Linked DNA regions of Homo sapiens: all the other regions are linked to region 1. A link is a contact called in ENCODE Hi-C or POLR2A ChIA-PET data. All regions are on one chromosome and are shown on one strand. The core of a region is the stretch at or near the end of the contact, and the rest is flanking DNA. Distances in the headings are between cores, read along the strand shown.

Region 1 (2,879 bases), core at 254-2,753:
ACTTTGTGTGTCTAAGCACAAAGGGAAGCAAAGGCTGCAATCAGCAGCAGAGAGGGAGGGAGGCTGCAATTACCAAAAAGTATTAGAGTCATTGGCATATACGTGGAGAGACAGCAATCTTGAAAGCACTGCAATGATTTACATAAGTACAATCACGTGAATGACTCCATCCCCAAATCAAAAGTGCCGGCTCATCACAGTACAGTCTAGGGGCAAACTAGTGAGCATTGCATTTCTGCTGCTCCAAATCAGACTGCTATTTAAAATTAATCTTATCAAGGCATTTTAATAGTAAAACAACTTTGGTCACTTTTTGATCTTGGAGACTGATAGACTCAACTATGAAATATGCAAAACTGAAAAACTGCAGTTAGATTTTTCAACAGGGTTTTCTTTCTTTTCATGACAATTCTCTTTTATTTTTTATCTTTTCTCCTGTGAGTCAATGCTCATCACAAGAGCCCTTCAGTCTAGTTTCTACTTCCTTACTGTTTTTTTATTTCCTTATATGCAATTTGAGGTGCTTTTTGTTATGGCTTATTTGCTTTGTTTTGTTTTGCTTTTTGGCTGTGCATGCAACTAAGACCAGAGAGTTAATAGTGTCATACTCATGGAAACTGAAGTCAGTTAAACCTAGGAGTTGACAGAAGCATCAATATTTTTTATATAAGAATCTCTGCTGAGCACTGAGGAACATATTCTATGAATAAGATGCTCTTTACATCTGCAGTAGGTGGTCATAGGAACTTCCACCAGGAATCCATGCTCTACTTCCTAGAAGTGATGACTGTGAATGTGAAATACCACACCCATGATGGTGTTGTATGACACAGTTGACATTATAAAATAGATAATATCTTAGTGGGCCTGATCTGGACCTGATCCAATCACATGAGACCTAAAAAGCAAAGAATTTTCTCTGACTGGTGAAGAAAAAGAAGACAAAAATGGGAGCCAGAGAGTTTCAAAGCACAAGAAGCAGCAGATGCACTATTGTTTGCTTTGAAGCTGGAGGAAGCCATGTGAGAAGTAGAGTGGACAGCTTCTAGGAGCCAAGGCTGACCTCTACTGACAGCCGTGGGGAAACAGGGAAATCAGTCCTACAACCAAAAGGAACTAGATTATGCCAACAACTTACATGAGTTGGAAGTGGATTCTCCCCAAAGCCTCTAGTGAAGAGCTAGGCTGGCTGACATCTTGATTTCAGTCTTTGGAGACCCTAAGCAAAAAGGCTAGTTAAGCTCACCTAAATATCTGACATACAGAGCTGTGAAAGAATATTAAATAGTGTTATTTGTATTAAGCCAATAAGATTGTGGCAATTCTTTACACAGCAATGGATAACTAATACCGCATTCTTCAAGAGTATAAAATTACTAGAGAAGAAAATGAAAATATCTGAGTAATAATTATAATGTAGTGTAATATGTGTTGGAATCAGGGAAAAGTGAAATGTGCCGTAGTGGGAGAGAATAGAATGTGACTCACTTTGTCAGCAGTACCTACGTGACATATGACTTGGGATGTGATGAATGCAAAGAATTTGGGCAGGGAAAGACAGAACAGAAGTGCTATTCAAGCAGAGGGCACATCTGCAAATATCCAGTGTCACATATTTGTTCCCGAGGAAGCTGACTTTGAGATGGAGATTAAGAGAGCAGAAGTTTTATCCAGGAGTTCCCTTGGGATCCACACCTGTGGAGGGAGGTAGAGAAGTAGGAATATGCAGAGGGAGAAAGTGAGCAGCAATGCAGCCCAATAAAAGTCTTTAGCCAACATTAAAGGGAGCTCTGGAGCTGAAAAGGCCCATTAGAATTGTTGACCAGCAGAGAATGCAGGCTGTCAGTGGAAGGAGGTGTCACCTTGGGTAAGGCAGTTTTCTGCAGCTGAGACTATTCTCAAGAAGAGTGACAGCTAATGGCTTCCTCCGCAAATCCACATTTCTAAAGTGGGGCCTGAGATGTATATACAGGAACACGGAGAAGTCTGTCGTTTTCAAAGGCAGATGAGAAATTAGGCCTAGACAAACAACAGGATATGCAGAAAAATAGGAAAGGTTAGTAAGAAATCAGTGTAAAGAGATATGTGTTTTGGCTCACGTAGGGTTCTGTGAGTTAGGCTAAACAGACAGATGTGTATCCTCTTGGGGTGGGGTCCCAGGAGAAGGTTTTAGGCAGAAGAGTGATTTGGATTATAGATAGATAGATAGATAGATAGATAGATATAGATATATATAGATAGATATATCTATATCTATCTATATATATATCTTTTTTTATTATACTTTAAGTTCTAGGGTACATATGCACAACCTGCAGGTTTGTTACATATGTATACATGTGCCATGTTGGTGTGCTGCACCCATTAACTCATCATTTACATTAGGTATATCTCCTAATGCTACCCCTCCCCCCTTCCCCCACCCCACAACAGGCCCCGGTGTGTGATGTTTCCCTTCTTGTGTCCAAGTGTTCTCATTGTTCAATTCCCACCTATAAGTGAGAACATGCAGTGTTTGGTTTTTTGTCCTTGTGATAATTTGCTGAAAATGATGGTTTCCAGCTTCATCCATGTCCCTACAAAGGACATGAACTCATCATTTTTATGGCTGCATAGTATTCCATGGTGTATATGTGCCACATTTTCTTAATCTAGTCTATCATTGTTGGACATTTGGGTTGGTTCCAAGTCTTTGCTATTGTGAATAGTGCCGCAATAAACATACACGTGCATGTGTCTTTATAGCAGCATGATTTATAATCCTTTGGGTATATACCCAGTAATGGGATGGCTGGGTCAAATGGTATTTCTAGTTCTAGATCCCTGAGGAATCCCCACGCTTTCTTCCACAAGGGTTGAACTAGTTTACAGTCCCACCA
Region 2 (2,879 bases), core at 238-2,737, 200 kb after region 1:
CAAATGCCTTATATACTGTAGTTGCCAATCTTCTGTGTATGTCTCTCTCTCTCTCTCTCTCTCTCTCTCTCTCTCTCTCTCTCTGTGACTTGATTCTCTTTAGGAAGGTAGTGAGGCTCAGGGACCACTTTTTTTTTTTAATCGAACATGCACTAGCCAAATTGAGTTTAAGCTGAAGACTGCCTTTTGCAGAGAGACATAGATACTGTTGCACCATGTAACACCGTCACTCACTGATACTGGATAAAGCAGGTCAGAATTTCACTCAGAATCCATTTCAGCACCAGTAATAGGTTGGCACAAAAGCCTCAGCATTCATTACATGCTTACTGAACCTAACACAGATTTTCTGAGGGACGCTGAAAAATAGAAACAAGGGCAGGTTGCTCAGTCACCTTTAAATCAGATTTTTTAAAAAGTTGGATTCCTAAAAGCTAAGGAGGTGTAGGTCTTCACGAAAGGTGTAGAAAATCTGCTTTGTGTCTTTTCCATCTTTAAATGTTTATGATCCAGTGAAAAGTCAGATGTTTAGGGTTTTCTTCTTTAACAGAACTGTGGTGAAGAGGCAATGGCTTTAACATAGATTATATGTGAGTTCCATGTAGTTAGAGAAAGCAAAGAAAATTGTTTTTTATATGTTCTTGCCTTTTTTTTTTTTTTTTTTGGCCTCCTCTCTGTTTCTAATTTAATCTGGCAGCACTCTCTGAAGGTGTGGTAAGAGATAAAGCGTGACGGTTGTTTGGGCTGGCTTGCCAAGTGATTTGAAAGGCTTCTTAAGGATTTTGAATGCTGTCTTGAAGGTAACTGGTAGACACTGACAGGTTTTAGGCAGTAAATTACTTTGTCAAATTTACAATTTAAAAGCTACCTCTGGCTACAGTGTGGGAGATAAATTGGAGTATGCTGAGAATAAAAGCAAGGAGAAGATTTGGGAGCCTGCTGCCACTGTCTATAAGAACCATAGTATCTCTGAAATAGCAAACAGGAATCCTGTGAAGAGAGTGGGGAAGGAAGAGCCCAGTGTTGAGAAAAGTGGTTTTGGGGAAAACTCTTCTCAGTGGTGGCTTTTGAGCAGAGCCTGGCGTCTACCTTGGTTTACTAGTATGTCCCGAGCTCTAACTGCTACCCACTGAAATACTACCACCCTAAGGTAGGGAAGAGTCTGCAAAAGTTAACCTGATCAGTATCTATTCTGAAATAACTAAAAGGAAAATTGCTTTGAGTCTTAGCTTGGTCCGAAGAAGCTCAGTTCAGATGTTTGCTAGTTCTTTATATTCAGATTGTGAATACGACTCAGTGTATTTAAGGGAAACACACACACACACACACACACACCCAACCTGCAAGTCCCATGCATTGTGTGTTAAATATGGAACTGGCTGGCACAACCACCAAGATGGGAGTCATCCACCCCTGTAGATTACTACCTTGGACGCTGCTCTTTTCAGATCCTATACTTTATCTTCCCTAACAGTCATTGGAATGTCACTAGAACTTGATGAGGGCAGGGCAGGAAGCTGAGTCAAAAATCTCAGGAAAGCTAAACCACAGTAGAATTTATAAACCTTAGGATTCATATCTTAGGTGGGGTTGGGCTGTGTGATCTAAAATGGGAAGCGCTGACTCACTGCATTTTGAATAATGACTGGAGGCTCATCTCACAGTATGCCACTTCAATTACAACTGAGGGCTTCTGAATCTGATTTCTAAACACCATGGTCTTGCATCATACACAAATTTGATTTATACGATTAAACTATGCATGCTGGCATATAATGACAGGATAATAATCATGCTGTTGATAATAATGATAATGAAGAGGGAGAGAGATGGAATATGACAATGAATAGAGCACAGGTGATTCTACCCCTCGTTTATCTGTTCCTCTGAATATGTCCTTGATTGTGACAAGTGAGAGAGGAATGTGCTGTTGCTTCAGTTGTCTGATTCTTATAGTAAATATTCATATTTTTTCCTGTTTCACATGTTCCTTGGAAGAAAATTAACAACGTCTTCTATGCTGAAGGAAACAGAGACCAATTTGTATGTACACAGGAGGGAAAGCTGATTGTGTTAGGCAGATAAAAAATAATAGTGTTTAATTTTGTACCTTCTCAAAAGACTTTGGGGAGTCATTTCAACTTATACAATTTTAATTGTATTTGTTGATTTCAGAACCTAATGTTATTAAGACAAGGTTAATAGGCTTTTACATATCTGCTACAGACTTTTGGGGTGCTCTTCATTTTCCGTATCACAATTGATTGTCATGAACTCTGAATTAGAGCAGATAATATTTCCATTTTGCAGATAAGAACCCTGAGACTCAGAGAGATAAGAAAATTATCAACCAAGTAACAATTCAGAGCTAGGACCATCATTAGGATTTCATGGAAGTATCTTTTACTCTCCACCTGATGTTCTGATCTAGAATCTTGCTTTACAGCCCTGAAGGTTTCATCCTCCGCTTGAATGAGTTATGTTTAGGTTCCTATCTTCGAAGGGCATATTGTTCCCAGGAAACCAGTCCTTAGAACCCACACATGATGACTTTTACTAAGACATCTATTGAATGGTCTCAGTTAGAAGCCTAACTAAGTCCTTATTTTAGAAATCAGCCATATGAAATCAAAGTCAGCAAGTTTTAGTAAGAAGAAAAGTCAAAAATGAGGCCATCTTAGAAGACTGTGTTCTTGACTTGGCTCTGTCTCTGTTTAACTTATGTAATTCTGGGGAAGTCATATGCCTCAGTTTCCTCACTGGTACATGGAGAAGTAATGTCCTTCTGGCCTATCTAGTAGAATGATGTGGTATTTAAGTGAGATAGCATTTGCAAGACTGTTTCATAAAGGTAGGGTACTGTAACGTAAAAGATCTAA
Region 3 (2,879 bases), core at 244-2,743, 140 kb after region 1:
CCTGAACTTTTTGCAGTGTATCACTGGCTAGAGAAAGACTCACAGCCTCAGGATGTAAGTCCACTTCTTGAAATTTGAAGCTTATCAACAGCTAGATGGGTCACAGGTTTTATGAATCCAGAATCTACCAATTTTTAGCCAGATCACCCCTACCCCACTGTCTAAGCCATCCCCACCGGATCCTGAACATTCCCTGGAAAATTATTGCATCTGCCATGTTTTGGCTTACAGAAATGCCCTACTCCTTTCTATATCAATCAAAGTGAACTTTCACTTTAAGGACCAGCACCCAAGCCATATTTATCTCAAGTCCTTCCAAGGTCCTACAAAGCTGAACCAAGCCTGGCCCCACCTGTCCCACAAACACACTCTGTATCCTCCTGCCTCACCCTCAACTGCACTGCAATCACTGGTACACAGCTCCACCCCTTAGTTTCAGGGAAGCCTGGACTAATGACAACAACCAGGTTTCTGAATGGATCAAAGGTATTATCAGACATACGTCACTTCCTACACTAACTACGTAAGTCATTTTCTCTTGCTCTGCCTCAGTTTCTGTGTCTTTAAAATCAAGGATTGATAAAAACATGTGCCTAGTGCTTAGGATTGCAACTGGCACAAAGAAAGGAGATGAGACTTGCACAAAATGTGATCCTTTGTGTCTCATCTTGACCCTGTGTCCTTCAGACACTTTTGTTCAGCCCCAGGCCAGGAGGCTTTACTGAAATTTTATGTATTCCTTTGAAGCTGCCCCAGCACTTGCCAGAGAGGGTTTCATGTGTTTTAGTTGAGCTAACTGTAACATGTTCCTAACATTTTATACCTGAAACACATGACTCTTTCATTGGTGCAATTTTATATGAATATGGGTAACACATATGCTAGGGCTGTCATAACACAGTGCCACAGGTGGGGTGGCTTCAATAGCAGGAATTTATTGTCTCACAATTCTACAGGCTAGATGTCCAAGATTAAGGTGTCAGCAGGGTTGGCTTCTCCCTGTGACTTCACATGGTCACCCCTCTTTGTTCCAATCTCCTCTTCTTTAAGGGACATCAGCCATTATCAGTGCCCATCCTAATAGTTTTTTAACCTCAATTTCCTCTAAAAATCTTAACTGAAGTTAAGGCTTTAAAATATGAATTTGGGGGAGGAACAGGATTCACTGGTTGTTGTGCAAACACTCCAAGCTGAAGCCTTTTACTGGAGCAGAGAGGACAAGACAGCATCGGCCTAGGCTTAAAGTTATTCCAGCTTTGCCTGCCTTGCATGGGGGGGCTATGCATGAGACATGGCTGGGAAACTTGCTAGCTGAAGAAACCATAGGAAGAATGAAATTCAGGAAACAGGGACACATGAACCCTGCACACACAGTGAGCTCACAGGTGGCCGCTTTGTCATGAGAAGTATTTCACCCTGGCCTCCTGGGAGCACTGAGTGTGGTAGGGACAGCAAGCTCTGAACTTAGAGAAAAATGAGTTTCTACCCTAGCTTTGCAACCAACAAGAAACAGAACCAGTTACCTAAGCTTTGTGAGTCATTGCTTTGCCATCTGTAAAATGAGCTAATGCTAATACTTGCTTAACCAACCTGTTGTGAAGATTGAATTACATAATGCCTAGGGAAACATTTTCCGTAATGCTGGATACATTCTAAATGCTCAGCAAGTGAGAGTTATGGTTGGGATTGTTAATAATAACAGCATTGTCCTTGTTACTGTAATACATAAAGTTATTATTATTTTACAGAGTTGGAATAGGGCGCTTTCTTTTCATCCCATCATACTGACCCTCCACTAGGGTTTATGCTCTTCATGAAGGGTTTGTAAGGGAGCAGATGCCTTCTGCGGTGCAGGCACAAACCATCTCATAGGATTCTGGATGGTAAACTTAGATATCACAGTTACAACCCAATTATTTTTCAGATGAAGGACCGAGGTCCCAGGAAGGGAAGTGACATTGTAAGGTCCCTTGATGGCTCATTAGCAGAACTGGGATTAAAATCCTGATATCTTAATGCCTAGTTTCAAGCACTCTCTTTTGTATTCCCACTTTCTCCAATACTGTAATCCCTCCACCAGATCACTGCCCTTTCAGACACTGTGTGAGGTTAAAAGTAGTTCAGTATACTAATTTGGAATTCTGGGCCTGTCATGTATTAACTGTGCGACCTTGGATGAGTAATTTAACCTCTTCCTACCTTAGTTTCTCCTCTGTAAAATGAAAGTTATAATAGGGCTCATTTTGTAAGATTGTTGGTGAGGGTTAAATGAGGCCATACATACAGCTTGCTTGCTTAGCATGATATCTGCTGCTTGTCACGTGTTCTTTGGCAATTCCCTGGAAATAGTTAAACGTGTCAGCTGCATTTTGCAGCTACGAAGCGAGAAAAGGAAGAGAAGGCAGAGGAGTAGAGTGTATTCATGGAATCTAAGCTGGGGAAGATGGGTGTGAGGGTATGCAGGGCAGTGGAAAGTGAGGAAACAGTGAACTGTAAATAACGAAGAAATAGTCAAGAACTCAGTATTATAACTGTCTGCTTCTGTGCCGGTCTTCCACCACTAACTGGTGGAACTGGCTCCTGGTCACCTTTCTGAACCTTTCTACCTCCTGCTCTTGACATTGTACCTGGTATAGAGTTTGGCACCATAATTTCAGTGGAATGAGTGAGTCCATGAATATGCAAATGCAGGAATGTAGCCAGGCTCATCCCATGGTGTCAAAGTTGATCACATTCTTTTCTGAGTAACGGAGGAGAGTTGTGAGCCCGCTGCCACTTTAAGTACAGGGGATGCAGGGAGTGATGTGCTGGAGTCAGCATCAAGGACATCTCTGCCCAACTATGTGACTAGGTGGGCCAGGGGCTTATAGGTAGACATG

The links. Hi-C counts contacts between places; a loop is a spot of excess contacts on that map. ChIA-PET counts read pairs that join two places held with the same protein, here RNA polymerase II (POLR2A). Pooled maps may share reads with other maps.
Region 2: a loop to region 1 is called in a map of PC-9, with 13 times the contacts of the local background. The contact joins two enhancer-like sites. A Hi-C loop is called at or near these places in 5 of 168 maps with a recorded cell type or tissue (HCT116, PC-9, cardiac septum and 2 more) and 3 of 50 pooled maps. POLR2A ChIA-PET finds 5 or more read pairs at or near these places in 2 of 52 experiments (PC-9 and T-cell).
Region 3: a map of PC-9 shows a loop between it and region 1 (9-fold over the local background). The contact joins two enhancer-like sites. A Hi-C loop is called at or near these places in 12 of 168 maps with a recorded cell type or tissue (Caco-2, Calu3, HCT116 and 7 more) and 4 of 50 pooled maps. POLR2A ChIA-PET finds 5 or more read pairs at or near these places in 6 of 52 experiments (Caco-2, HCT116, MCF 10A and 3 more).

Annotation. Positions count from the first base shown.
Region 1 is chr4:11,496,613-11,499,491 of GRCh38, forward strand. No RefSeq gene overlaps it. Among named protein-coding and RNA genes, the nearest start is that of HS3ST1, 69 kb to the left of the region's middle. Within about 2 kb of position 1,504, at least 4 of the 41 ENCODE cell types and tissues checked have a DNase peak (open chromatin) inside an H3K27ac peak, as active enhancers do; they include HCT116, PC-3, PC-9 and 1 more, where a contact is called at or near this core.
Region 2 is chr4:11,697,489-11,700,367 of GRCh38, forward strand. All of the region lies in intron 2 of LOC107986178 (a long non-coding RNA gene), which reads left to right. Among named protein-coding and RNA genes, the nearest start is that of LINC02360, 71 kb to the right of the region's middle. RefSeq lists an enhancer at 929-2,128. Within about 2 kb of position 1,488, at least 5 of the 41 ENCODE cell types and tissues checked have a DNase peak (open chromatin) inside an H3K27ac peak, as active enhancers do; they include HCT116, PC-9 and mammary epithelial cell, where a contact is called at or near this core.
Region 3 is chr4:11,634,063-11,636,941 of GRCh38, forward strand. All of the region lies in intron 2 of LOC107986178 (a long non-coding RNA gene), which reads left to right. Among named protein-coding and RNA genes, the nearest start is that of LINC02360, 130 kb to the right of the region's middle. Within about 2 kb of position 1,494, at least 4 of the 41 ENCODE cell types and tissues checked have a DNase peak (open chromatin) inside an H3K27ac peak, as active enhancers do; they include HCT116, PC-3, PC-9 and 1 more, where a contact is called at or near this core.